Linked DNA regions of Homo sapiens: region 1 is linked to region 2. The links are chromatin loops, found by intact Hi-C in ENCODE. Cell type or tissue: CD14-positive monocyte. All regions are shown on one strand. Each heading gives the region's core, and the rest is flanking DNA. Links, peaks and the distances in the headings are about the cores only. Region 1 holds the start of FFAR2 (free fatty acid receptor 2). Region 2 holds the start of TYROBP (transmembrane immune signaling adaptor TYROBP).

Region 1 (14,582 bases), core at 4,914-9,913, 460 kb before region 2:
CAAATATATATCCACCCCCCAGGATGTGCCAGGATCTGTGCCAAGCATTAGAAATATCATGGTTGAAAAATACAGATGGGTCCAGGCGCAGAGGCTGACGCCTGTAATCCCAGCATTTTGGGAGGCCGAGGCAGGCGGTTCACCTGAGGTCAGGAGTTCAAGACCAGCCTGGCCAACATGGTGAAACCCCGTCTCTACTAAAAATACAAAAATTAGCAGGGCATGGTGACAGACACCTGTAATCCCAGCTACTCAAGAGGCTGAGACGGGAAAATCAATTAAACCCAGGAGGCAGAGGTTGCAATGAGCCAAGATCACGCCACTATGCTCCAGCCTGGATGACAGAGCAAGACTCCGTCTCAAAAAAAAAAAAAAAGGTATATAGCCTGGATCATCAGTGCTGACCATGAGGAAAAAGGTCCTGTGGCTTTTGCTGCAAGTCCCTTAAACCACAAGACAGCTCTCAAGTGATTACACGTCCAGGATGTCTTAACAGGTCCCAGAAAAAGATAAATGAGGCATCTGAGGACAAGCGTCCTCTGAGTTTTTGAAATGGACTTATCTCCATTCTGAAGTCACTCTCATCCATCTATCCTCCACTGTCATCCAGGAAATAGTTACTAAGGGCCTAACATGTTCCAGGCTGCACGCCAGGTCCTGAGGATGCAATGGTGAGCAAAGCAGCTGTGTTCCCTGCTTTGTGGACAGTCTCATAAGGGGAGGTAGACTTCACATCCATCTTAATGCAAATCCTCATGCTAATGAACACATTATAATAAATTGAGACGTGGGACATAGGAAGGAATAGTAAAAGATGCTATGAGAGCAACCAACAATGAGAAAATAAACTCTAAAAAAATTAAATTTACAGCTGCCTCCAAAATATTTAGAATCATGCAAAACCTCTATGCTGACAACTAGAAAGCATTGCTGAGAGGAATTAAAGACCTAAATAAATGGAGAGAGATGTCCAGTGTCAATGATCCCAAATTGATCTATGGATTCAGTGTGAGCCCATTCAAAATTCCAGCAGGCTTTTCTGTAGAAATTGATTTTAATATTTATATGAACATGCAAATGACCCAGAATAGCCACAGCAAATTTAGAAAAGAAGAAGGAAGTTGGAGGACTTACTCTATTTCAAGACTTATTATGAAACCACAGTAATCAAGACTGTGTGCAGGCCGGGCACAGTGGTTCGTGCCTGTAATCCCAGCACTTCGGGAGGCCGGGGCACGTGGATCACTTGAGGTCAGGAGTTGAAGACTTGCCTGGCCAACATGGCGAAACCCTGTCTCTAATACAAATACAAAAATTAGCCGGGGGTGGTGGCAAGCATCTGTAATCCCAGCTACTCAGGAGGCTGAGACAGAAGAATTGCTGGAACCCAGGAGGAGGAGGGTTCAGTGAGCTGAGATCACGCCACAACACTGTAGCCTGGGAGACAGAGCAAGACTCCATCTAAAAATAAAAATTTTAAAAAATAATAAAAATAAATAAATTTTAAAAATACCGTGTGCAAATGATGAAAGGCAAGACACAGAGTCTCTCAGAAGAATAGAGCGTCCAGAAATAGTACCACACACACATACAACCAATGGGTTTTTAGTACAGGTGCCGCGGCAATTCAACAGGGAAAGGAAAATCTGGAATAATTGGATAAGGAGGTAAAAGCTTCTTAGGACATAAAAGCACAAACCATAGAAGAAAAACCAGATAAATTAGACCTTGTCAAAATGTAACACTTTTTTGCTTTTCAAGAGACAATTAAGAAAATGAAGACCAGGCACAGTGGCTCATGCCTGTAATCCCAGCACTTTGGGAGGCCGAGGTGGGCAGACTGCTTGAGCTCAGGAGGTCGATGCCAGCTTGGACAAAATGGCAAAACCTCATCAGTACAAAAAATAGAAAAATTAGTCAGGCATGGTGGCAGGTGCCTGCAGTCCCAGCTACTTGGAGGGCTGAGGCGGAAAGGTCACCTGAGCCTGGGAGGTCAAGGCTGCAATGAGCTGTGATGGAGCCACTGCACTCCAGCCTGGGCAACAAAGTGAAACTCTGTCTCAAAAAAAAAAAAAATTAAAAGAAGAGAAAAGTCACAGAATGGCAGAAAATATTGGTAATATATACATCTGACAAATGACTAGTACCAAGAATATAATAAAGAACTCTCAGAACTCAACTATATGAAAATAATCCAATTTTTCTTTTTTTTTTTTTTTTTTTTGAGACAGAGTTTCACTCTGTTGCCCAGGCTGGAGTGCAGTAGTATGATCTTGGCTCACTGCAACCTCTGCCTCCTGGGTTCAAGCGATCCTCCTGCCTCAGCCTCCCTAGTAGCTGGGATTACAGGCGCCCGCCACCACGCCCAGCTAAATTTTGTATTTTTAGTAGAGATGAGGTTTCACTATGTTGGCCAGGCTGGTCTGAAACTCCTGACCTCAAGCAATCCACCCACTTCAGCCTCCAAAAATGCTAGGATTACAGGTGTGAGCCACCATGCCCAGCCTAAAATTTTTTAAATGAGCAAAATATTTAAACAGACATTCCACGAAAGAAGATATACAAATGGCTCATAAGTACTTGAAAAAATGCTTAACACCAATAATCATCAAGAAAGTATAAATTAAGACCACAACAAAGGCCGGGTACGGTGGTCCACGCCTGTAATCCCAGCACTTTGGGCAGCTGAGGCGGGCAGATCACCTGAGGTCAGGAGTTCAAGACCAGTCTGGCCAACATGGCAAAACCCCATCTGTATTAAAAATACAAAAATTAGCCAGGTGTGGTGGCACGTGCCTGTAATCCCAGCTACTCAGGGGGCTGAGGCACGAGAATGGCTTGAACCCAGGAGGTGAAGTTTGCAGTGAGTGGAGATGGCGCCACTGCACTCCAGCCTGGGCGACAGATCGAGACTCTGTCTCACACACACACACAAAAATACCATGGCATACTTATTAGAATGCCCACAATTAAAAACTAACAATTGTCAAGTGTTGGTGAGGATGTGGAGCAACTGAAATGCTCGTAGGCTGCTGGTGGGAATGCAACATGGCACAGCTACTTTGGAAAACTGGTAGTTTCTTAAAAAGTTAATAAAACGTTTTACCATACCACCTGGCCAATACACTGCCAGGTATTTGCCCAACAGCACTGAAAACATTTCCACACAAGAATGTTCTTAACAGCTGTATTCATACTAGACAAAAACTTTTTAAAAAAAACCCAAACCAACCAAATATCCATCAACAGATGAATGGATAAATAAAATAGGAAATATCCTTAAAACAGAATACTATTCAGCAATAGAAAAGATGCTTAACCTGTAAGAGGGGAATCGAAATCTAGGAGGTCAGGGCCTTTTTTTTTTTTTTTTTTTTTTTTGAGACAGAGTCTTGCTCTGTCGCCCAGGCTGGAATGCAGTGGCGCAATCTTGGCTCACTGCAACCTCCGCCTCCTGGGTTCAAGTGATTCTCCTGCTTCAGCCTCCTGACTAGCTGGGATTACAGGCGTGCGCCACTATCCCGGCTAATTTTTGTATATTTAGTAGAGACGGGATTTCGCCATGTTGGCCAGGCTGGTCTCGAACTCCTTACCTCAGGTAATCCACCTGCCTCGGCCTCCCAAAGTGCTGGGATTACAGGTGTGAACCACTGTGCCCAGCCAGACAGGGATTTCTTAAGGAAGTAAATGGTTATCTGAAAGAAAGCTACAAATTAACTGTGAAAGTTGGAATGGGTAACAAGAAATAAAGACATACCAGGCAGGGGCTGGTTCAAGCTCCCCATGGCAGATGGAAAACATGACACATTCACAGAAGTGGAAAATGGCCCTGCCCAGACAGCAAAGAGAGAGAAGAGTGATGTGAGTGGAAGCTGGCAAGGGCCATGCTAGGCAGGCCTTTTTAAGGATGTTGATATTTCTCCTAAAAGCAGTGAGAAGTCTCTGAAAGGACAAGAAGGTCGTATAATTGGATTGACATTTTTAAAATGATTCCACTAATACAGTATGGAGAACTGACTGCCAGGGAAGCAGATGGATGAGAGGAAGTGAGTCAGGGCCCTGCTGAAATCCTGGTAGGGATGATGGCACTGAGATGGGATGATGGAGATGGAGACGGATGGATGGATTCATATTTGGAATCCATAAGTATTTGGGGAGTACATCAGACTGCATTCTAGGGATAAGGAAGAAGATAATATTGAGATTCACTTTAAGACTGACTCTAGTCAGGCTCAGTGGCTCACGCCTATAATCCCAGCACTTTGGGAGGCCAAGGCGGGCGAATCACTTGAGGTCAGGAGTTCGAGACCAGCCTGACCAACATGGTGAAACCCCGTTTCTACTAAAAATACAAAAATTAGCCGAGTGTGGTGGCACATGCCTGTAATCCCAGCTACTCGGGAGGCTGAGGCATGAGAATTGCTTGAATCTGGGAGGCAGAGGTGGCAGTGAGCCGAGACTATGTGCCACTGCACTCCAGCCTGGGCGACAGAGTGAGATTCAGTCTCGAAATTAAAAAGAAAAAAAAAAAAGACTGACTCTAAGATAATGGTGCAGGAGATGTGATGGGAAGAGATCTTACGCCCCAAGACAGGGAAGGGTGGAAGAAGGAAGATCTGAGGCCAGGTCTGGACACATTTGATTTGGTTGATTTGGGACACCTGTGAGACACCCAATGGCAGTGTCAACTAGGCAGTTGAGCGTGTACATGTGAAGCTCACAGAAACCTAGGGTGAAGATTCAAACCAGGGGTGTCATGAAGGTGGTAACTGGAACTACGGAAACAGTTGCAGTCGACTAGAAGGAGAGCACAGGCGAGAACAGGAAAGAACCTGGAGCCAAGCTTGAAGGAAGTCACCATTTCGGGGATGAGTAGGGGAATGGTGAGCTAGCAAAGGGGTACGAGAAGTGACCAAAGGAAAGAGAGGGAAGCTAGCAGCGTAACGTATCAGAATTTGTGAAAAGAGGATGTTTCCAGAAGGGCGTGGAAATTGTGTTGAATGCTAATAAAATAAGAAAAGCGTAAGTCCACTGAATTTAGGAACATGGAGGTCACTGCTAACATCGGGAAGAGAAAATCCCATGGAAAATAGGCACAGAACCCAGATTAGGGTGGACTGAGGGGCGAGTGAGAATTAAGAATGTGGAAGTGATTACACAGAACTTTAGATAAGGGTCCAACTTCCTGTGATGACAGGCTGCATTATAAAGACGATGAGAGAAAACTGAACTTGGAAGGAACTGTGAAGGATATTGCTCTTGTGAAAGTTTACCCCCTTGAACTCGGTCTGAGAGGTTGGGTTTCCTTTTCCTGTGACGTAGGTGGACATCATGAACTGTGAGACTGAAAGCCTCCTTGGTGATGCTCCCTTCATAACTGCGGTGAACATTCATAACTGCTGTGAACCCAGAGAGGGGGTTTCGTTGGGGCGTCTTCCACAGGGGGACTCACGACAGTGACGGCGAAAGGCAGGAGGTGGGGGGAGAAGAACGTGCAGAGACAGAGAGGCAGTCCCACTCCTCAACACTTGTTTTCCAATGAGTTTCCTGGATTCTGCAATTAAATCCAGATCCTCGTGCATGTTTATAGGAAATCATAAAAGCGAAATGACACAAATAAATTTGGTGGCAACAAGAGAGAATGGTCTCTTTCTTAGTTCTCCTGTTGATCTGAGAAGCGACGTGTGCTGGGGGAAGGAAATAAAGAACTAGAACGCCTTCAGAGGAGAGTAGAGTGGACGAGAAAGAAAAGCTAAATATCAAAATGTCTAGACCCTGGGGTTACAGACCACAAAAAGAATAAATGACTGACTGACTGAATGACTGAATGAATGGCAAACAATAGGAAGTAGGTATGTCCTAGGGAAAGAATGGGGATTCTGTGAGCAGGAATCAGGCCACAGATGGCAGAACAGAGACTTCTTTCTGAGACTTCCTCCCTAGTTCAAGAGGAAAACACGTTCCAACGATCCTTGCTGCATTAGGTGTGTATTTCAAAGGGACCTTCAGGAGCTCCTAACCTGGGGCTACCAAGGTCAGAGAGGGGGAAACAGTGAGACTTTATCAGGGAAAGGAATGGAGCCTGAGTGCCACTCCCTGACGAAAAGCCACATGGGCACGTGAACTCGGGCCTCCTGAATTCCTGACACTTTCCCAAGAGGGACAGCACATCCATGCCCTGAGCCTCTGGAGGCTGCACCAAGTGGCTCACTCTCTGTGAAGCTGCGTTACAGGCTTGAGACGAGGCAGCACTTACGGGCATCTGCTAAGTGCTTTATATACACAACCTCACTGAATCCTCGCAGAAGTCCTAGGATGTCAGAATTCGCATGCTCACTTGACTACAGCAAACTAGACTTCAGAAAACGGATCTGCCCCCAAGGTTGTAATGAAGGGACCTGGATTTGAGCCCATATCTGCATGACTATAACTCCCACACCATTTCCATCACAACAAGATGCAGGCCAGGACCAGCCTGTTTCAGCTGAGACGGGCAAAAGAAATGTGTTGGGGGCAGAGGGCAGGAGACCATAGAGAAAGTAAAAAAATTGAAGAAGAAAAGGAAGGAGTGCCGGGTGCAGTGGCTCACGCCTGTAATCGCAGCACTTTGGGAGGCCAAGGCAGGCGGATCACTTGAGGTCAGGAGTGCAAGACCAGCCAACATGGTGAAACCCTGTCTCTACTAAAAATACAGAAATTAGCTGGGCGTGGTGGCAGGTGCCTGTCATCCCAGGGAGGCTGACGCAGGAGAATCGCTTGGACTCGGGAGGCAGAGGTTGCAGTGAGCTGAGATGGCGCCACTGCACTCCAGCCTAGACAACAGAGCAAGATTCAGCCTCGAAAAAAAAAACCAAAAAAAAAGAGGAAAAATAAAAAGGAAGGAGGAAAGCTCATTTCTGAGAATGAGCAGAATGACAGAAGAAACTGCCTAAGAAAGAGAAAAGAAAATAATCTGACTTGGGAAGTAAAAAAAGAAAAATGCCTGGGAATTTTTTTTTTAAATCAGGAATTAAGGACAGAAAAATCTGAATTTGGAAGTCAAGAGTGAGGATTCTCTAGGGAGAGAATAAAGATGCTGGGCCTTTCCTTTGGGTTTGAGAGGAAATAGTGCTTAAAGACTGACCTTCCTTTCTCTGGTCACGTGGCTGGTGCTAGTATAAATGCTTACTACCAGCCAGGTTCCTCACCATTTTTTCCTGCATGGCATGGACAGAAGCAGGGGCTAAAGCTCTGTTCCTCTCTCCTGGAAGCTTGCAGACCTCCCTTCAGAACCAATCCCAAGAAGCCACCTATCCGGAACAACACAAGGCAAGGCAGCTAGTGTAGTGCTTGTGCTCTGGGAAGAGAGGCCAGGATCAGGTTTGAGGGGAAGGTTCTGGGAGACTGGAGGAAGGATGTCAGAACCAAATGGAAGACTCATACCCAGAGACAGGAGCTAGTGTGAGGAGCAAGGAAACAGCCAGGAAATCAAGGCTGGAGAGTGGACAGAGGGACAGGACCTGGGTTGGGGCCAGCAAGGGTGACACCCCAAGTGGAAACTGAGTTACCCCGTGAAGAAGACGAGTTCTATTTATGGTCAGAATGCCACGCTCAAGGGCCAGTGAAGGCCTGTGGGCTTTTCTGAATATTTCTCTAAGGTCTTCTAGGGACAAGCCTTCCTCCTAAGGCTAGTGCTGGTTCATCCTTCTTCCCCTCCACCCTCCTCTAAGCCTCCCAGCTTCCCCTTTTCTTTTCTTTTTTTTTTTTTTTAGACGGAGTTTTTGCTCTTACCGCCCAGGGTGGAGTGCAATGGCGCAATCTTGACTCACTGCAACCTCTGCTTCCCGGTTCAAGCGATTCTCCTGCCTCAGCCTACCAAGTAGCTGGGATTACAGGTGCCCGCCATATCACCCGGCTAATTTTTTTTTTTTTTAGTGGAGATGGGGTTTCACCACGTTGGCCAGGCTTGTTTCGAACTCCTGACTTCAGGTGATCTGCCCGCCTCGGCCTCCCAAAGTGCTGGGATTACAGAAGTGAGCCACTGCGCCCAGCCCCAGCTTCCCCTTTTCTAGAGAGTCCCAGAGTTTGGTGTTGGACAGGAGAGGACAAGGTGGGGGAGAATCTGTGCTCTGCAAAACAGACGAACGGAAGTAGGAAGCTGGGCTGGTGGCTGGGCACTTGGGTCCTTTGGAGAGCTGGCACTGGGTATCCGCGCCTGGGGCGCCACAGCCTCTTTATACTGATAAGCATCTTACAGCTCTCTCCCGGCACTGATGCCTTTCTCTCCTGCAGGTCTCTGTCTGAGAAAGGGACTTGAGTAAAGTTAGAAACTGGCAACAGTAACTTCCTGTATCTGTGAGGACAGGAGGAGAAAGGCTAGGGAAACTGGAGGGGGAATTCCCTTGGGAAGCCACGAGTTGGTCTCCTCCAGAGACACATGATGGCAAACATAATCACTACTGCTTAATATCCCGCCCCAGGCAAAGTCAATAATTGCTCTGGGTAGTTCGAGCAGGTGGTGTGAGCAAGCCGTGGTGGCATCAGAAAGCACAGTCCTGGGAAGGGGACGGTGCCGGGGAGGATGTCCGCATCCTGAAGGAGAGCTGGCTGCGCGGGCTGTGAGTGAGACCTCCCTGACCCCGCCCTTTTTTGTTCCCCTCCAGGATGCTGCCGGACTGGAAGAGCTCCTTGATCCTCATGGCTTACATCATCATCTTCCTCACTGGCCTCCCTGCCAACCTCCTGGCCCTGCGGGCCTTTGTGGGGCGGATCCGCCAGCCCCAGCCTGCACCTGTGCACATCCTCCTGCTGAGCCTGACGCTGGCCGACCTCCTCCTGCTGCTGCTGCTGCCCTTCAAGATCATCGAGGCTGCGTCGAACTTCCGCTGGTACCTGCCCAAGGTCGTCTGCGCCCTCACGAGTTTTGGCTTCTACAGCAGCATCTACTGCAGCACGTGGCTCCTGGCGGGCATCAGCATCGAGCGCTACCTGGGAGTGGCTTTCCCCGTGCAGTACAAGCTCTCCCGCCGGCCTCTGTATGGAGTGATTGCAGCTCTGGTGGCCTGGGTTATGTCCTTTGGTCACTGCACCATCGTGATCATCGTTCAATACTTGAACACGACTGAGCAGGTCAGAAGTGGCAATGAAATTACCTGCTACGAGAACTTCACCGATAACCAGTTGGACGTGGTGCTGCCCGTGCGGCTGGAGCTGTGCCTGGTGCTCTTCTTCATCCCCATGGCAGTCACCATCTTCTGCTACTGGCGTTTTGTGTGGATCATGCTCTCCCAGCCCCTTGTGGGGGCCCAGAGGCGGCGCCGAGCCGTGGGGCTGGCTGTGGTGACGCTGCTCAATTTCCTGGTGTGCTTCGGACCTTACAACGTGTCCCACCTGGTGGGGTATCACCAGAGAAAAAGCCCCTGGTGGCGGTCAATAGCCGTGGTGTTCAGTTCACTCAACGCCAGTCTGGACCCCCTGCTCTTCTATTTCTCTTCTTCAGTGGTGCGCAGGGCATTTGGGAGAGGGCTGCAGGTGCTGCGGAATCAGGGCTCCTCCCTGTTGGGACGCAGAGGCAAAGACACAGCAGAGGGGACAAATGAGGACAGGGGTGTGGGTCAAGGAGAAGGGATGCCAAGTTCGGACTTCACTACAGAGTAGCAGTTTCCCTGGACCTTCAGAGGTCGCCTGGGTTACACAGGAGCTGGGAAGCCTGGGAGAGGCGGAGCAGGAAGGCTCCCATCCAGATTCAGAAATCCTTAGACCCAGCCCAGGACTGCGACTTTGAAAAAAATGCCTTTCACCAGCTTGGTATCCCTTCCTGACTGAATTGTCCTACTCAAAGGAGCATAAGTCAGAGATGCACGAAGAAGTAGTTAGGTATAGAAGCACCTGCCGGGTGTGGTGGCTCATGCCTATAATCCCAGAACTTTGGGAGGCTGAGGCAGGTGGATCACTTGAGGTCGGGAGATTGAGAACATCCTGGTCAACATGGGAAAACCCCGTCTCTACTAAAAATACAAAAAAATTAGCTGGGCATGGTGGCACATGCCTATAATCCCAGCTACTCTGGAGGCTGAGGCAGGAGAATCCTTGAACCCGGGAGTTGGAGGTTGCAGTGAGCTGAGATCACGCCACTGCACTCCAGCCTAGCGACAGAGCAAGACTCCATTTAAAAAAAAAAAAAAAAAAAAAAAGAAGCACCTTCAGGCTGGAGAAGCAGCGTAGCTAACACAAGTCCAGTCCTTGTGATGTGGCTGGTAGTTGGGGATGGCCAGGCTGAAGCAGAGAGTCCTAGAGAAATCTCGATACAAGCTTCAAAGCAACACCTAGACACTGCTCTAGCGGTTGATCCTGGAGATAAACCAACAAGAGAGAGATGGAAGAGAAATACTAAATGAGGTCAAAGAAGACTCAGAAAGGTTCTGAGCCTGGAGATGAGCAGGGAGGCCTCAGGGCTTAGACCTTTAATGATAGGGGTTTCCCTGCATTGGTTTGACCTGTTGCCTTTTTGATGTGCTCTGTTTGTTTTCATGTGTTGTCTTGTCTCCCCTGCTAAACTGGGAGCTGCCAGGGGTCTGGGTCTTATCTCCTTCCTCCATGGTACCCCACACAGGCCAGGATGTGGTTTGGTACCCAGCAATCAGAGATTGGCACTCCCTCATACAGGGGAAAGCAACCTGGTCTAGCAAATTGAAAATAAAGATGATAAAACTCTGAAGTGAATGTCCACAATTTTTGTAACACTGCTGCAAGCACAGGGAGGGCAAAAATAGGAGAGAGAACCAGATTCAGCAGCAAAGGGGAAAAGTGATGCATCTGAAACCACAGAAACATCTTAAGATAAAGAGGTGGTGTGGGCAAAGGAAGTGAGAGCACTGACGGAATCGTCTTTCGAGGGATGAATAGAGAGTCCGGACTTAGAAAGGATGCAGGGTGATTCCGATTCACAGTCATCTGTCTGCCACAGGGCCTTAAAACATGTCACCCTCCTGCTCAGAAACCTGCAGAGCTTTCCTATCATCAAAATGTTTCCTTGGCCAGTTGCAGGGGCTCATGACTGTAATCCCAGCACTTTGGGAGGCTGAGGTGGGAGGATCACTTGAGCCCAGGAGTTGGAGACCCACCTGGGCAACACAGTGAGACCCTGTCTCTCAATTTTAAAAATTTAATTTAAAAAGATGCGTCCGGCTGGGCACAGTGGCTCATGCCTGTAATCCCAGCAGTTTGGGAGGCCAAGGCGGGAGGATCGCCTGAGGTCAGAAGTTCTAGACCAGCCTGGCTAACATGGTAAAACCCCATCTCTACTAAAAAGACAAAAAAAATTAGCCGGGCATGGTGGTGCGTGCCTGTAATCCCAGCTACTGAGGAGGCTGAGGCAGGAGAATCACTTGAACCTGGGAGGCAGAGGTTGCAGTGAGCCGAGATTGCGCCACTGCACTCCAGCCTGGGCAACAGAGCGAGACTCTGTCTCCAAAAAAAAAAAAAAAAGTGCTTCCCCCAAGGAACTCATATTGTACCATTCTTTTCCTTGCTTTGTCCTCTCTCTCCCCTTCCAGTTCTACCTGCCTAGCTCATTTTTCCACAATAAGGACTCCTAGACCATTCTCTCTAGTTAAATGACCTCCAGCCCCTAACCTAGTAGTTTGCAACCCAGGCTGTACATCAGAATTACATGTGGAGGTGTGAAAATAATACAGAGAGCCACCTCCAACCTACTGACAGAATCTCTGCAGGTGGGGCCCCAGCAAGAGAGCTTTTCAAAAAAGCACCCCAGGTGGCCAGCTGGGGTCGCGAATCGCTGTCTTATCTCAGAAGCCAAATCTGTCCAAGAACTTGTTCTTCAAAAACCTTGCCTGCTTATTCATCCCCCCTCACCTCAATCCCACATTCTTCTACCTGTTTTTTTGTTGGTTTGTTTGTTTTTAGAGTTGGGGTCTCACTCTGTTGCCCAAGCTGGAGTGCAGTGGCACAATCATGGCTCACTGCAACCTCGAACTCCTGGGCTCAAGTCACCCTCCCGCCTCAGCCTCCCAAGTAGATGGGACTACAGGTGTACACCACCACACTCAGCTAATTATTTTATTTTATTTTGTGTAGAGATGGGGTGTTGCCCAGACTGGTCTTGAACTCCTGGCCTCAAGTGATTCTCCTGCCTTGGCCTCCCAAAGTGTTGGGATTACAGATGTGAGCCACCACACCTGGCCCTCCCCCATCTTCTGGTGCTTGCCTCTTCTTCACTTACAAAAATCCACTCAATATTCACTTTCTCCAGAAAACCTTTCCTTATTAGTCCCACTGAACTGAAAGCTCATTTTCTATTTTCCTCCTTCAAAAGAAGACTGGACAGGTGCCATAAGAACCCTGAATTCAGTGTCCATTCCACTTACTAAATGGATGGCCTGAAGCAAGCCACCTCCTCCAGCCTCTATTTCTAAATCATAGTGATTAGGATACTACATACCTCCCAAGATTATTCTGTGGATTAAAATAAGACTCTATGAATAAAATTGCTGAGAAATCATAGAATATTAAGTAGTTCTAAGATATAAATCCATGTACACAGATGTACCCTCACTTATTAGAAATATAATAAGTAAACATTAAAAATAGTGGAAATAATGCTGGGCATGGTGGCTCATGCCTGTAATCCCAGCACTTTGGGAGGCCGAGATGGGCAGATCACTTGAGATCAGGAGTTCAAGATCAGCCTAGCCAACATGGTGAAATCCCATCTCTACTAAAAATACAAAAAATTAGCCAGGCACGGTGGCAGGCACCTGTAATCCCAGCTACTCGGGAGGCTGAGGCATGGGAATCGCTTGAACCTGGAAGGCAGAGGTTGCAGTGAGCTGAGAACGTGCCACTGCACTCCAGCCTAGGCAACAGAGAGAGAATGTCTCAAAAAAAAAAAAAAATAGAAATAACATAGTAGGTAGTCAACTACGGATAGCATGGCAGTAATATGTTTTAAAAAATCTGGGATTCTCAGCTGACTGTACATGCACTATGAGTCTGTGATGTATTACAGCTGCCACAAAAGCTAATTTGATTGGATTACATGAAAAGAAATCATGTTGGCCAGGCACAGTGGTTCACGCCTGTAATCCCAGCACTTTGGGAGGCGAAGATGGGCAGGTCATGAGGTCAGGAGTTCGAGACCAGCCTGGCCAGCACGGTGAAACCCCATCTCTACTAAAAATACAAAAAATTAGCTGGGCATGGTGGCGTATGCCTGTAATCCCAGCTGTTTGGGAGGCTGAGGCAGGAGAATTGCTTGAACCCGGGAGGCGGAGGTTGCAGTGAGCCGAGATCACGCCATTGCACTCCAGCCTGGGCGACAAGAGCAAAACTCTGTCTCAAAAATAAAAAGAAAAGAAATAATGTCTAGACAAGTTGATGATACTGAGGCAGAGCAGGTGTGCTAAGTGGGGCTTGGCCCATGAGGGTTCTTGGTTTTGCCCAGGAAAGAATTCAAGGGCTAGCCGGTGGTGAAAGAAAACAGCTTTGTTGAAGCAGCCCTGTTACAGCTCCAGCCCTGTTGCAGCTCCGTGACTGCTCCTGCAGAGCAGGGCTACCCCACAGGCAGAGAGTAGCAGCTCAGGGCAGTTTTGCAGTCATATTTTTGCCTACTTTTAATTGCACACAAATTAAGGGGCAGTTAACACAGAAATTTCTAAGGAAAGGGTAGTAACTTTTGGGTTGTCAGGTCATTGCCATGGAAAGGGGTGGTAATGCCCAGGTGTTGCCATGGCCACAGTAAACATGGCACTCTGGCGGGCATGCTTTATGAAAAGCTGCTTCACCCTTTCCTTGTTTTAGCTAGTCCTCAATTTGGTCCAATGTCCAAACACCACCCCTGGGGTCAAGTCCCTCCTCCTACCTCCATAACCCCCATTCCACTTAGGTCTAATCAGCAGCAGGTTCAGAACTGAGCAACACATTCTCTTGTATTTTTTTTTTTTTTTTTTTTGAGATGGAGTTTCACTCTGTCACCCAGGCTGGAGTGCAGTCGCACAATCTCAGCTCACTGCAACCTCCACTTCCCAGGTTCAAGCAATTCTCCTGCCTCAGCCTCCCGAGTAGCTGGGATTACAGGTGCATGCCACCACGCCTGGCTAATTTTTGTATTTTTAGTAGAGACGGGGTTTCGCTATGTTGTCCAGGCTGGTCTTGAACTCCTGACTTCAAGTGATCCACCCGCCTCGGCCTCCTAAAGTGCTGGGATTACAGGCGTGAGTCACTACATCCAGCCTGAGCAACACATTTCTAAGAAGGACATTAACTCAGCCGGGCGCAGTGGCTCACGCCTGTAATCCCAGCACTTTGGGAGGCTGAGGCAGGTGGACCACCTGAGGTCAGGAGTTCGAGATCAGCCTGCCCAACATGGTGAAACCCCGTCTCTACTAAAAATACAAAAAATTAGCCGGGCGTGGTGGCAGGCGCCTGTAATCCCAGCTACTCGGGAGGCTGAGGCAGGAGAATTGCTTGAACCCGGGAGGCGGAGGTTGCAGTGAGCCGAGATCGTGCCACTGCACTCCAGCCTGGGCGGCAACAAGAGCAAAACTCTGTTTCAAAAAAAAAAAAAAGGACACTAGCTCAATGAA
Region 2 (14,582 bases), core at 4,351-9,350:
TCTGTTGTCCAGGCTGGAGTGCAGTGGCACAATCACGGCTCACGGCAGCCTTGACTTCCTGGGCTCAGGTGATCCTCCCAGCTCAGCCTCCCGAGTAACTGGGATTACAGGTGTGAACCAACACTTCCAGCTAATTTTTGTATTTCTTGTAGAGACGAGGTCTCACTATGTTGCCCAGGCTGGTCTCGAACTCCTGGGCTCAAGCGATCTTCCTGCCTCGGCCTCCCAAAGTGCTGGGATGACAGGCGTGAGCCACGGTGCCAGGCTGAGCATTCTGTTTTGTGGACCTTCTCTCCACCCTCATCCACCTTCTTTCTCTTTCCACAGTGGCTGCAGCTCAGACGACTCCAGGAGAGAGATCATCACTCCCTGCCTTTTACCCTGGCACTTCAGGTATCACTTCCACCCCAGAAGCTTGGCCAGAGGCTCCCAGAACACCCCAGTGGTTCTCCAGGTCACCATCCCACCTCCCGTCCCCAAATCAGAGGATCCGTGTCCTTCTCCGAGTCCCAGAATCAGCGACCCCCAGCCTGTGTTCAGGAGCACCCCGTGTGCCCGCCGCACAGCCCCGAGGGTCCTGGGACACCCCAGCCTCTCTGCATCTGTCTCCCGTTTCATTCCCCAAGCGCAACTCCAAGGAACCTGGGACCCGCCCCCTCGCAGGGGACTTCCTCTCTGCCTGTGGCCAAAGCACAGCCCCAGGACGCAGAGCTTGAGTTGTCTCCCTGTTCCGGCCCCCACTCTCCAGGCTCTTGTTCCGGATGTGGGTCCCTCTCTCTGCCGCTCCTGGCAGGCCTCGTGGCTGCTGATGCGGTGGCATCGCTGCTCATCGTGGGGGCGGTGTTCCTGTGCGCACGCCCACGCCGCAGCCCCGCCCAAGGTGAGGGCGGAGATGGGCGGGGCCTGGAAGGTGTATAGTGTCCCTAGGGAGGGGGTCCCAGGGAGGGGGCCCTTGGGGAAGCCCTGGAGGAGGTGCTGGGGAAACCCTGGGGGAGGTGCCTGGGGGAACCCCTGAGGAAACCCCTGAAGCAGGGGGTCCCCAGGGAAGTGGAGATATGGGTGGTCAAGCTTCATGCTTTCTCTCCCCTATCCCCAGAAGATGGCAAAGTCTACATCAACATGCCAGGCAGGGGCTGACCCTCCTGCAGCTTGGACCTTTGACTTCTGACCCTCTCATCCTGGATGGTGTGTGGTGGCACAGGAACCCCCGCCCCAACTTTTGGATTGTAATAAAACAATTGAAACACCTGTAGTCGTATTCTTTCTCAAAGAACCCCAGAGTTCCCAAAGCCTCCCTCCCATGAACTGTTTCTGGATCCAAGGCCCCCTCAGAACCCCCACATGTCCCCATCCCATCAGCCCAAGGATCTGGCATAATGTTTTTGTGCTTCATGTTTATTTTAGGAGAGTATTGGGGAGCGGTCTGGTCTCTCAGGGATGGCACTCTGTGGGTCTGTATCGCGGTAGGAGTTGGAATGAGGTGCAGGGTGGGCTTCAGGAATGGCTGGATCCAGGTATCATGTTGCTGACTGTCATGATTCGGGCTCATTTGTAATACGGCCTCTGTGTGTTGAGGTCGCTGTAGACATCCGACCTCTGACCCTGGAGCTCCTAAAGGAATGGGGGCCATCAGTGGAAGGGACCCACCAAATAAAATCCAGCCTTCTCCCAGTGGCCTGCAAGGCCCCTGGCAGCTTCTTCAGCCTTATAGCCATGAAAGAGATCCGGATTTTATTCAAGTACATTCAATGTTCCCCCTTCTCCTCTGCCTCATCAGTGTGCCCCAGCCTCAGGGTCCCTGCGTGTGCTGTTTCCTCTGCCTAAAACTCTGTTCCCCTAGATCCCCTCTCCCTTCAAGTCTCAGCTCACGTCACCTCCTCAGAGAGGCATTTCTCAATTTCCCCTCTGTAGTTTCTTCCCCCCACACTCCAGCCACTGTAAAAAAAAAAAAAAAAGCCTGTTTATTTCCTTTACTGTGCCTCCCAAAATTATTTTATTTGTTCATTTGCTTTAAGTTTGTCTTAACTAGGATATAAACTCTGTCACTGTGTCCCCAGCATTTAGCACTTATAGGTGCTAGACACATCCACAGAGGGAATAAATACATCCGGGTAATGCTTTGCCCTAAAATTTCACTGCCACCAGTAACTGGAAGGGCCCCTCGGTCTTCTGGATATCACAGAGCCAAACCTGAGATTCTTAGACTTCACAAAGAAACTTTATCCACAAGTGAGGTGAATAGGCAAAGCTGGTTGCAGACAATATATCAGACTTCACACAGCAGTGTTCACACTTGGGGTAGGGGGAGGATCTATGTGGCCCCCAGGGGCAGGCCTCAGACAGAAACCCTAAAATCATATATGATGACTAGTCTGGGCGTGCATTCTTCAGGGGAGAGGTCTTAGAGAATCTCATGACCCCCTAAAGGGTTAAAAAGGAACATTGACAGAGAGGGGGATAGATGACTAGATTCTCTTGTATACTCTATAGTTTTTAAAAAGAGCTTCAGCCAGGCATGGTGACTCATGCCTATAATCCCAGCACTTTGGGAGACCGAGGTAACAGGATCTCTTGAGCCCAGGAGTTTGAGACCAGCCTGGGCAACATAGTGAGAACCTATCTCTACTTTAAAAAAAAAAAAAAAATTAAGGCCGGGCGCGGTGGCTCACACCTCTAATCCCAGCACTTTGGGAGGGAAAGGTGGGCGGATCACGAGGTCAGGAGATTGAGACCAGCCTGGCCAACATAGTGAAACCCCATCTCTACTAAAAATACAAAAATTAGCCGGGTGTGGTGGCATGCACCTGTAGTTCCAGCTACTCGGGAGGCTCAGGCAAGAGAATCGCTTGAACCTGGGAGGTGGAGGTTGCAGTGAGCTGAGACCACACCATTGCACTCCAGCCTGGGTGACAGAATGAGACTCCATCTCAAAAAAAAAAAAAAATTAAAGTAGAGAAAGAAAAAAGAGCTTCAAGAATACTCAACCAGCATGGTTGCTTGAGCCTGTAATCCCAAGATTTTCGGAGGCTGAGGCGGGAGGATCACTTGAGACTGGGAGTTTGAGACCAGCTGGGGCAACATAGTGAGACCCCTGTCTTTTTTTTTTTTTTGAGATGGAGTCTCACTCTGTCGCCCAGGCTCACTGCAACCTCCGCCCCCTGGGTTCAAGCGATTCTCTTGCCTCAGCCTCCTGAGAAGCTGGAATTACAGGCGCATGACACCATGCCCAGCTAATTTTTGTATTTTTAGTAGAGATGGGGTTTCACCATCCTGGCCTGGCTGGTCTTGAACTCCTGACCTCGTGATCCACCCACCTTGGCCTCCCAAAGTGCTGGGATTACAGGTGTGTGCCACCATGCCTGGCCAAAAAAAAATTTTTTTTAATTATAAAGAACATTTACACTGCTCTCAGATTATATGCACAATTTTGTATTTTTTGTGTAGATTTTTCTGGGAGTCTAGATTTTCTTAGTTTCTCAAAGGGATGAAGGGTCCTCAAACCCAAAAAAGAGATTCTAGGACTCCTCTCTTTAGAGTTACCAAGGTAGGGCTGAATGACATTCTCTGCCCTACTGAGAGCGTCTCCCAGAAATCAGTCGTCCTAGGGCTGGGTTTCTTCCAGAAAATTCCTGGCCTGACTTCTGGCAAGGCCTGTGTTTACACTTACAAAGGCAAAGCCACCCTTTTTTTTTTCTTTTTAACTCTTCACGCTTTTTTTTTTTTGACAGAGTTTTCCTCTTGTTGCCCAGGCTGGAGTGCAATTGCGTGATCTTGGCTCACTGCAACCTCCGCCTCCTGGGTCAAAGGATTCTCCTGCCTCAGCCTCCCAAGTAGCTGGGATTACAGGCATGCGTTACCACGCCCAGCTAATTTTGTATTTTTAGTAGAGACAGGGTTTCACCATGTTGGTCTCGAACTCCTGACCTCAAGTGATCCACCCGCCTCTGTCTCCCAAAGTGCTGGGATTACAGGTTTGAGTCACCGTGCCCAGCCCCTCTTCACACATTTTAAGCTGACCATAAGCTTGTGGTTGATCATTCGGCCCAGTTTTGGACAGATGTCCCATGTGCCTTCAAGGTTTGGGGGTGCTTTAGGCAGAGTGGCTTTGAGGTCCCTCTGATGGCATGAAGGAGTATCTGGGGCAGATATCCCTGGCAGGAGTGAAATGTGAGGAGGACAGTCTGGTTTTCTCACCTGATAAGGCGACTCGGTCTCAGTGATACGCTGTTTCCGGGTCGCTGCTGGAGGTGAGGGGTGTTGTGGGGTGCAGAGACAGGCAGAGTGGTGAGTTGAGGGTGTTTTGTCATTCCAAATCAGCACCTCCATTACCATCCCTTTGGATGTTTGAGATCTGGGAGTTTACCCAGCCCCCCACCCCCATCTAGGCAAGTCCTCAGGATGTCCCCTGCTAGCCCCACTCACCCTCCGCAGCCCCTCGCCCCCGAGGGACCAGCCGGCCCAGGAAGTACACGGCCAGGGCAATGAGCACTGTCAGCACCAGGTCTCCCATCACGATCCCTGCCAGCACGCCCGGGCTCACCGTAGAGCAACTGCAATCTGCAGCACAGGGGTCAGGGGAGGTCAGTGTGTGCTGGGAACTGTGGGGAGGGGGGTCAGCGGCAGGGAGGTTTGGAAAGGGTGTGGGAGAGACGGAGACAGGGAGGTCTCTGGGAGGTAGAGAGAGGGACTGCTGGGTCTAGGCCTACCGCTCTGGGCCTGGGCCTGGACAGGACGGAGACCTGAGGAGGAAAAAGAAGGTAAACTGAGGCACAGAGTTATGACGGGGGTGGGGGAGGCAAGTTTAGAAGCCAGGGAAGGTGGATCCTGACAGCCAAGAGGTTAGCAAGGGGGAGAGCGTGTCTGGCGGGACTCAGGGGGCTGGCGTCTGGGCCACCGGACTATGTGCGTTACTTCTGCACAACTTGTCCTGTGGCAACACACTTAGATGTCTCTTCTCCCCTGCTTGTAGCGGACGACAAAACTTGGGGGCTTGGGCTCTGGGAGAAACCCACAGGCTTTGGGAGGTTGGGGACCTGCTCCCATCCCAACACCCACTTTTGGTTCTCTCGTTCCACCCCACTCCCTGCCCTGCCCCAAGCTGAGCCCAGGGACCCGGGAGGCAGCCACGGAAGCCCCTAACTCACCACTTACAGCCAGCAGGAGAGGCAGGAGCAGGAGCCTGCTGCAGGGTTCAAGTCCCCCCATGAAGCCGGATGCTGCTGGACACCACAGTGTAAGGGCCGGTGGGATGTGGCGCAGCGTCCAGGCAAGTGAAGGAGGAAGTCTGAGGCGGGTGGTGGCAGAAGGGAGGAGGAGACAGGGGAGGAGAGACAGAAACAAAACCCAAGAAAGAATCAGGCCCAGACACCCAGGGGCCATGCCACAGGCCCCCAGCAACTAGACGTGAAGGGCAAAGGGTACGTGAAGCACAAACTTCACCTCCGTCCCCAGTCAGGGGTCAGACATCGTTTTAACAGGAGGGTCAGTGTCATGACCTTCCTCTGGCTGATTGAAACCAGCTCTGCCTCTTCCTGGCTGGTCAACCTTGAGTGCAATGGCACGGTCTCGGCTCACTGCAACCTCTGCCTCCCGGGTTCAAGTGATTCTCCTGCCTCAGCCTCCCAAGTAGCTGGGATTATAGGCGCCTGCCACCATGCCCGGCTAATTTTTTGTATTTTTTTTTCTTTTTTTTTTAGTAGAGACAGGGTTTCACCATGTTGGCCAGCTGGTCTCAAACTCCTGACCTCAGGTGATCCACCCACCTTGGCCTCCCGAAGTGCTAGGATTGCAAGTGTGAGCCACCGCACCCAGCTCCAACCTCAGTTTCTTCATCTGTAAAATTGGGAGTAAAATGGGACCTACTTTTTAGAGTTGTGGGGATTAAATGAATTAAAGTTCCTAGACCAGGGTCTGACCCTTGTCAGCTTTTTAAAAGCATCAGCTATGATGATGATTATTTAATCATCAGAAACTTGTGCTGTTTAAAGGATATTAAAAGAGCCAGCAGCATGTGGGCACTAATGACATGCAGGCACTCTGTCCCAAGCGTTAAATCATTCAGTCCCCGCAATGCCCTTCTAGGGCACATGCTCTTATCATCCCCATTGTTCAGAGAGGTAGAGACGCTTGCCTAAGGCTGCACAGCAAATCAAGGTGGAAATGGAACCCAAGACCCAAAATCAGGTTTTTGACTAGGGAAGAGTCAGGGGGAAAAACAAAGATGAAAGATGGGGAAGGAGAAAACAGCGGCAAAGCTGAGAAAGGTGAGAGTAAGGCAGTGGCACAGACACAGAGGCACGGCTGGCGGCTTGGGGAGAGGCAGGTGGCTGGCTCTCCTGCTGAATGAGGAAGTGGCTGGGAGCAAGGCCCAAGGGAGGCCACCCCAAGGAGACGGGGACTTCTAGCCCCCAGCTGGAGCCTGGGGCTGGGGAAGGAGGAACCTGAGGTTAGGGTGCTGGAGGATGAGACAGCTGCAGGAAGCCCCCCTCCCCCATCCACACGTCACACCCACCGCTCCTTGGGCCTGGGCTTAGGAGAAAAAAGGGGAAACTGGATTCTGGTCACAGGGCAGATGCCCAGTGGCCTGTGGGGGAAGGGAGGAGAGGAGATTTGGAGCCTGGAGGAGGGTCAGGTCCCAGCTCAGCCCACGGTCACCACTGTTCAGGCCTGGCTGAGTCCCCTCCCTTAAAAACCCAAGCCTCTCCCATTGTGTCTAGAGCGAGCATGGAGGGAACAGACCCTGTAGGTCCTCCCGGGCACACCAGGCCACCCAATGTGTTGGAGCAGAGTGGGCGAGGGGGCAGTCAGAGACCAGAGCAGGGCTCTGAGCCAGGAGGGCCCTGACCTGACTCAGGGGTTCACAGGTTCCCTCCGGCCGCAGGTGGGGAGCAGACTGTGGAGGCAGGGACTGGAGCAGGGAGGCCAGGCTGCTGGGATATTTGTGAGGATATTGTGAGGTCTATTAGAATAATGCCTGGTTGAGTTCAAGACCAGCCCGGCCAGCATGGTGAAACCCCATCTCTACTAAAAATTAGGCTGGGCACGGTGGCTTATGCCTGTAATCCCAGCACTTTGGGAGGCTGAGGCGGGCGGATCACGAGGTCAGGAGATCGAGACCATCCTGGCCAACATGGTGAAACCCGGTCTCTACTAAAAATACAAAAAATTACCTGGGCATGGTGGTGGGCACCTGTAGTCCCAGCTACTCAGAAGGCTGAGGCAAGACAATACCTTGAACCTGGAAGGTGGAGGTTACAGTGAGCTGAGATCGCGCCACTGCACTCCAGCCTGGGCGACACAGCAAGACTCTGTCTCAAAATAATGATAATAATAATAAAGGGCCAAGCGCGGTGGATCACGCCTGTAATCCAACACTTTGGAAGACCGAGGTGGGCGGATCCCCTGAGGTCGGCAGTTCGAGACCAGCCTGACCAATATGGAGAAACTCGGTCTTTACTAAAAAATACAAAATTAGCCTGGCGTGGTGGCGCGTGCCTGTAATTCCAGCTACTCAGGAGCCTGAGGCAGGAGAATCGCTTGAACCCAGGAGGCAGAGGTTGCAGTGAGCAGAGATTGCGCCATTGCACTCCAGCCTGGGCAACAAAAGCGAAACTCAGTCTCAAAATAATAATAATAATAATAATAATAATAATAATAATAATAATAATAATAAACTTTCACTCCTGCTCTAAAACTTACCTTGGTTTCTCACTCTGCCTTATGTCCCTTGGTCAAATTCTTTTTTGAGGAGGCAAGGATTGAGGTTGCTGCAGACCCCTATGGATTCACTGCTGCGAACATACTTCGGTACCGTGTGACTTGGATATGTTCCATGCTAAAAATTAGTATGTCCAGTCTCGAGTTCTCAGCTTAGCTTGATAAAAATCCTCCCTCAGCCAGGTGCAGTGGCTCACACCTGTAATCCCAGGCGTGATTTTGGATTTTGGGACTTTAGGAGGCCAAGGAGGGTGGATCACCTGAGGTCAGGAGTTTGAGACCAGCCTGGCCAACATGGTGAAACCCTGTCTCTACTAAAAATACAAAAACTAGCCAGACATGGTGGCAGGCGCCTGTAATACCAGCTACTTGGGAGGCTGAGGCAGGAGAATCGCTTGAACCTGGGAGGCAGAGGTTGCAGTGAGCCAAGATCATGCCATTGCACTCCAGCCTGGATGACAAGAGTGAGACTTTGACTCAGAAAAAAAAAAAAAATCCTCCCTCAGTCCTTCAGCATCAGCCTCCTAGTCTCATCCTCCCCACTTCAGCCAGGCCTGGGCTGTCCCCAGAAGATATTCCCCAAGCACCATCCAGTCATACGGATGTGGCCATAGGGGCTGGAATCAGGGTCCTAGAGCGCCACCTTTAGTTGCTGAGATGTGGGAAAGTCCAAGGGGTCCCCAAAGAATGGACTCGGGTGGTAGCAGACATCTGTGGGCTATGTGGGCTCTTTACTAACCAGAAGTGGAATGTTTCAACATTTTAGCAACCAATACAACTGTGCTGATGCAGACCACAGGTGGCAGGTCTGGGCTGGCCTCTGGGCTAGAGGACGGATAAAACACTCTCTTTGGCCAGGCATAGTGGCTCACACCTGTAATCCCACCACTTTGGGAGACTGAGGCGGGTGGATCACTTGAGGTCAGGAGTTTGAGACCATCCTGGCCAACATGGTGAAACCCCGTCCCTGCTAAAAAATACAAAAATTAGCCAGGCGTGGTGGTACACATCTGTAATCCCAGCTACTCAGGAGGCTAAGGCAGGAGAATCGCTTGAACCTGGGAGGCAGAGGTTGCAGTGAGCCGAGATCGCACCACTGCACTCAAGCCTGGGCAACAGAGCAAGACTCCGTCTCAAAATAAACAAAACAAAACAAAACAAAAAAACCCTCCCTCTTTGGATGAAGGAAGAAGCTGAGATTCAGGGCACCCAGCAACAAGGCGCTGCCCCAAGACACTGCCAGACTCCTGGAAGCTGAGCTGAGGGCCTCCACACAAGATCAAGAGGTGAGTGTCTCACCCTCTCTGGGCAGCAGGCCAAGAGTTGGGGAAGCCAACGCTGACTTTCCCAGAAACCAGGTAGTGTGTTGGCCTGTGACCAGCTCACTTCTGTGGAAGCTACAGTCCCTCCCCACTCTCCCAGCTTCCACACTGGCCCCTCCACAGCCTGTCCTCCTCAAAGCAGCTGGAAGCTTTGTAAAACATCAGATGAATAGAGGCCAAGGCAGAAGGATCGCTTGAGGCCAGGAGTTCAAAACCAGCCTGGGCAACATAACGAGACCCTGTCTCTAATTCTTTTTTTTTTTTTTGAGATGGAGTTTTGCTCTTGTCGCCCAGGCTGGAGTGCAGTGGCGCGATCTCCGCTCACTGCAACCTCCACCTCCCGGGTTCAAGCAATTCTCCTGCCTCAGCCTGCCGAGTAGCTGGGATTACAGGCATACGCCACCATGCTTGGCTAATTTTGTATTTTTAGTAGAGATGGGGTTTCTCCATGTTGGTCAGGCTGGTCTCGAACTCGCAACCTCAGGTGATCCACCTGCCTCCGCCTCGCAAAGTGCTGGGATTACAGGCGTGAGCCACCGTGCCCAGCTCTAATTATATTTTTAAAAATAGGCTGGGCATGGTGGCTCACGCCTGTCATGCCAACACTTTGGGACACCAAGGCAGGCATATTACTTGACCTCAGGATTTCAAGACCAGCCTGGGAGCCAGGCGTGATGGCTCAAGCTTGTAAATCCCAGCACTTTGGGAAGCTGAGGCAGGTGAATTGCTTGAGCCCAGAAGTTTGAGACCAGCCTGAGCAACAGGGCAAAATCCCAGCTCTACAAAAAATACAAAAATTAGCCCAGCATGGTGGCACCTACCTGTAGTCCTAGCTACTAGGGAGGCTGAGGTGGGAGGATCACCTGAGCCTGGGGAGGCAGAAGCTACAGTGAGCTTTGATTGTGCCACAGCAGTCCAGCCTGGGCCACAGAGTGAGACCCTGTCTCAAAAAAGAAAAAAATTAATTAATTTAATTTAAAAATCAGACAAATAGCCTAATTTTTAAGTGACCAAAACATTTGAACAGACACTTCACTAAAGATGAGACGTGAAGGCCGGGCGTGGTGGCTCACTCCTGTAATCCCAGCACTTTAGGAGGCCAAGGTGGGCGGATCACCTGAGGTAAGGAGTTCGAGACCAGCCCAGCAAATATGGTGAAACCACATCTCTGTTAAAAACACAAAAATTATCTGGGCGTGGTGGCAGTTTCCTATAATTCCATCTACTCAGGAGGCTGAAGCAGGAGAATCCCTTGAACCCAGGAGACAGAGGTTTCAGTAAGCCGAGATCGCACCGCTGCACTCCAGCCTGGGCAACAGAGCAAGACTCCATCAAAAAAAAAAAAAAAAAGCCAGCGTGGTGGCTCACGCCTGTAATCCCAACACTTTGGAAGGCCAAGGCGGGCAGATCACCTGAGGTCAGGAGTTCAAGACCAGCCTGGCCAATATGGTGAAACCCCATCTCTACTAAAAATACAAAAATTAGCCAGGCACGGTGGCAGGCATCTGTAATCCCAGCTGCTTGGGAGGCTGAGGCAGGAGAATCACCTGAACCTTGGAGGCAAAGGTTGTAGTGAGCTGAGATCAAGCCATTGCACTCCAGCCTGGACGACAAAAGTGAGACTCCATCTCAAAAAAAAAAAAAGAAGAAGAAGAAGAAGAGACATGAATGGCCAGGAAGCCTGTGAAAAAGTGCTCAGCACTATTAGTCATTAGGGAAATATAAACGAAACCTCAGTGAAATGTCACTGCACGCCCACTTAAATGACTAAAATTAAAAAGACTGACCCTATCGAGTGTCAGCAGAAATGTGGAGCAGTTGGAAATCTCAGACACTGCCGGTGGAAATGAAAAATAGAGCAACCGCTTTGGAAAATAGTCGGTTGTTTCCTTTAAACATTCTGCAGTAGCTCACACCTGTCATCTCAGTGCCTTAGGGGACTAAGGTGAGAGGATCTCTTGAGGCCAGAAGTTCAAGATCAGCCTGAGAAACATAGCAAGATACCATATTTACAAAAATTGTTCTTTTTTTTGAGACAGAGTCTCATTCTGTTACCCAGGCTGGAGTGCAGTGGCACGATCTCAGCTCACTGCAACCTCCGCCTCCTGGGTTCAAGCAATTTTCATGCCTCAGCCTCCTGAGTAGCTGGGATTACAGGCACCCACCACCACGCCCGGATAGTTTTTTGTATTTTTAGTACAGGTGGGCTTTCACCATGTTGGTCAGGTTGTTCTCAAAGTCCTGACCTCTGGTGATCCACCCTCCTCAGCCCCCCAAAGTGCTGGAATTAGAGGCGTGAGCAACTGTGCCTGGCCTAATTTTTCTATTTTTCATACAGATGGGCTTTCACCATGTTGGTCAGGCTGATCTCGAACTCCTGACCTCAACTGATCCGCCTGCCTCAGCCTCACAAAGTGCTGAGATTACAGGCGTGAGCCACTCTGCCTGGCCCAAATTTTTTTTTTTTTTTTTTTTTTTTTTTTGAGATGGAGTCTCTCTCTGCCGCCCAGGCTGGAGTGCAGTGGCTCGATCTCGGCTCATTGCAGCCTCCCCGTCCCAGATTCAAGCGATTCTCCTGCCTCAGCCTCCCAAGTAGCTGGGATTACAGGCATGAGCCACCACACCTGGCTAATTTTTGTATTTTTTTAGTAGGGACAGGGTTTCGCCATGTTGGCCAGGCTGTTCTCACACTCCTGGCCTCAAGCGATCCTCCCACCTCAGCCTCCTAAAGTTCTGAGATTACAGGCATCAGCCACCATGCCTGGCCCCCAAAATTGTTTTAAATTAGCTAGGCGTGGTGGAGCACACTTGTGGTCCCAGCTACTCAGGAGTCTGAAGCAGGAAGGTTGCCTGAACCCAGGGATTGGAGGTTGCAGTGAGCTATCGTGGCACTACTGCACTCCAGCCTGGGTGACAGAAGGAGACCCTGTTTCAAGAGAAAGAAAAAAGGAAGGAAGAAGGAAGGGAGGGAGAGAGAGAGAAAGAAAGAAGGAAAGAAAAGAAAGAAGAAAGAAAGAGAGACAAAAAGAAAGAAAAGAAAAGAAAAAAAAGAGGCTGGGGGCGGTGGCTCACGCCTGTAATCCCAGCACTTTGGGAGGCTGAGGTGGGCAGATCACAAGGTCAGGAGATCCAGACTATCCTGGCTAACACGGTGAAACCCTGTCTCTACTAAAAATACAAAAATATTAGCCAGGCATGGTGGTGGGTGCCTGTAGTCCCAGCTACTCGGGAGGCTGAGGCAGGAGAATGGCGTGAACCCAGGAGGCGGAGCTTGCAGTGAGCCGAGATTGCGCCACTGCACTCCAGCCTAGGCAACAGAGTGAGACTCCATCTCAAAAAAAAAAAAAAAAAAAGAAGGGGATGTGTGATGTGTTCAATGACATTAGGGAACCCACTGAATCTCTAGGAGGTCCAAGAAATCAGTCCCTGAGCTACACAGATCAGATCCTACTCCTGCCTTGGGGAGCAAACACCTCAGCTCCACTGCTAAAGTGATCTGGGACCTTCTGTGAAGGCTTCTGTCATTTGCATCAGACACTGGGGGAAGTTTGGCAATTTCTAAGAAATTTAAACATAAACACACCATACAACCCAACACTCCCACTCCTAGGTATTTACCAAAGAGAAGTGAAAACGTGAGTTTATACAAAAACCAGTACCATATATTAATAGTGGCTTTGTTCATAATTGCCCCAAACTGGAAACAACCGAATGGTTCTTCACTGGATGAATGGATAAACAAGTTGTTTATCCATTTTTTTGAGATCCACACGGTGGGATACTACTCAGCAATAAAAAGGAATGAACTATTTTTACTTATCTTTTTATTGGAGAAAGGGTCTTGCTCTGTTACGCAGGCTGGAGTGCAGTGGTGCAATCATGGCTCACTACAGCCTCAACTTATTGGGCTCAAGCGATCCTCCCACTTTAGCCTCCCAAGTAGCTGGGACTATAGGTGCGCATCACCATGCCCAGCTAATTTTTATATTTTTCATAGAGATGATGTTTTGCCATGTTGCCTGGGCTGGTCTTGAACTCCTGGCCTCAAGCGATCCTCCCACCTCATTCTCCCAAAGCCCTGGAATTACAGGTATGAGTCACTGCACCTGGCCTCACCAATATTTTTTTCTCCCCTTCTTCTTCTATAGGTGTGAGCCACCACGTCTGTTTTTTTTTTTTGTTTTTTTTTTTTTTTTGAGATGAAGTTTTGCTCTTGTTGCCCAGGCTGGAGTGCAATGGTGCAACCTTGGCTCACTGCAACTTCTGCCTCCTGGGTTCAAGCGATTCTCCTGCTTCAGCCTCCTGAGTAGCTGGGATTACAGGCATGCACCACCATGCCCAGCTAATTTTTGTATTTTTAGTAGAGACGGGGTTTCATCATATTGGTCAGGCTGGTCTCTAATTCCTGACCTCAGGTGATTTGCCAGCCTCGGCCTCCCAAAGTGTTGGGATTACAGGCGTGAGCCACCACTCCCGACATCCTAATTTTTATTTTTATTTTTTTAGAGATGTGATCTCACTCTGTCACTGAGGCTGTAGTGTACTAGCAGGAACATAGCTCACTGCAGCCTCAACCTCCCAGGCTCAAATAATTTTCCCACCTCAGCTCTGCAAGTAGCAGGGACTACTGGCAGGCACCGCCATGCCAGCTAATTTTTAAATTTTTTTGTAGAGATAGTGTTTCACCACCTTGCCCAGGCTGGTCTCAAACTCCTGAGCTCAGGCAATCCACCTGCCTTGGCCTCCTAAGGTGCTGGGATTACAGGTGTGAACCCCCTTGCCCAGCCACCCCTTCCTCTACTGAAACAGAATTTGTAGTTGGGCATGAGATTCCCTAGCCAAGAAGATGTCTCTCATCCTCTTTGGAGCCTGTTGGGGCCATGTATCTGTTTTCTGGCAAACGGAACTTGGGAAGAAATGATGCGGGCAACTTCCAGATTGTGTCCCTAAAGTCAGAGTATGCCCTCTCCTTTTCTGCTCTTCCTATTGGCTGGAATGTGGCCCTTATTCTGGCTGTGGGCACCCACTTTAACCACAACAGCTAACATTTTGAAGGCTTTTTAAGTAGAATCCAAGTAATGCTTGATGGTTTCATCAATTGTGGTTCATCCATAACATAAATAGAGTCATGGCCAGGCATGGTGGCTCATGCCTATAATCCCAGCACTTTGGGGGGCTGAATCAGGAACCTCAATTGTGGCCAGGAGATCAAGACCAGTCCGGGCAACATAGCGAGACCTTGTCTACGAAAACAAACAAACAAACAAACAAACAAACACATCAGCCGAGTGTGGTGGTACATGCCTGTAGTTTCAGCTACTTGGGAGGCTGAGATAGGAGGATCACCTGAGCCCAGGAGGTTGAGGCTATGGTGAGTCATGATTTGATTGGGCCACTGCACTCCAGCCTGGGCAACAAGGACAGAGCAAGACTCTGTCTCAAGGGGAAAAAAAAAAAAATTAAGAACTTGCCACAGTGGCTCATCCCTGTAATCCCAGCACTTTGTGGGGCCAAGGCAGGAGGATTGCTTGAGGTCAGGAGGTG

The links. A loop is a pair of places that touch in the nucleus more often than their neighbours do. Peaks named below come from ENCODE experiments on the same cell type or tissue, not always from the same donor. Only the 100,000 strongest peaks of a DNase experiment are listed, where the experiment ranks them.
Region 1: it touches region 2 in a loop (5-fold over the local background); 1 of 110 quality-filtered maps calls a loop at or near these places.

Annotation. Positions count from the first base shown.
Region 1 is chr19:35,441,072-35,455,653 of GRCh38, forward strand. It overlaps FFAR2 (free fatty acid receptor 2), which reads left to right and starts at 7,186. Exons shown (of 2, transcript NM_001370087.1): 1 at 7,186-7,308; 2 at 8,643-10,696. The coding sequence starts at 8,644. The coding sequence ends at 9,636. RefSeq lists enhancers at 1,211-1,420, 5,143-5,222. In CD14-positive monocyte, for the core only: no CTCF peak of the experiment used is centred there; DNase peaks (open chromatin) are centred at 5,300, 7,750, 8,090, 8,360 and 3 weaker places; H3K4me3 peaks cover 4,969 bases; H3K27ac peaks cover 4,163 bases.
Region 2 is chr19:35,903,024-35,917,605 of GRCh38, forward strand. It overlaps TYROBP (transmembrane immune signaling adaptor TYROBP), which reads right to left and starts at 5,272. Exons shown (of 5, transcript NM_003332.4): 1 at 5,145-5,272; 2 at 4,707-4,739; 3 at 4,423-4,557; 4 at 4,195-4,241; 5 at 1,380-1,611. The coding sequence starts at 5,205. The coding sequence ends at 1,546. HCST (hematopoietic cell signal transducer) reads left to right here. Exons shown (of 4, transcript NM_014266.4): 2 at 328-393; 3 at 749-880; 4 at 1,097-1,354. The coding sequence ends at 1,137. RefSeq lists a silencer at 4,284-4,437 and enhancers at 6,249-6,378, 6,529-6,578, 6,679-6,788. In CD14-positive monocyte, for the core only: no CTCF peak of the experiment used is centred there; DNase peaks (open chromatin) are centred at 5,288, 6,468, 8,308 and 9,028; H3K4me3 peaks cover 2,826 bases; H3K27ac peaks cover 4,862 bases.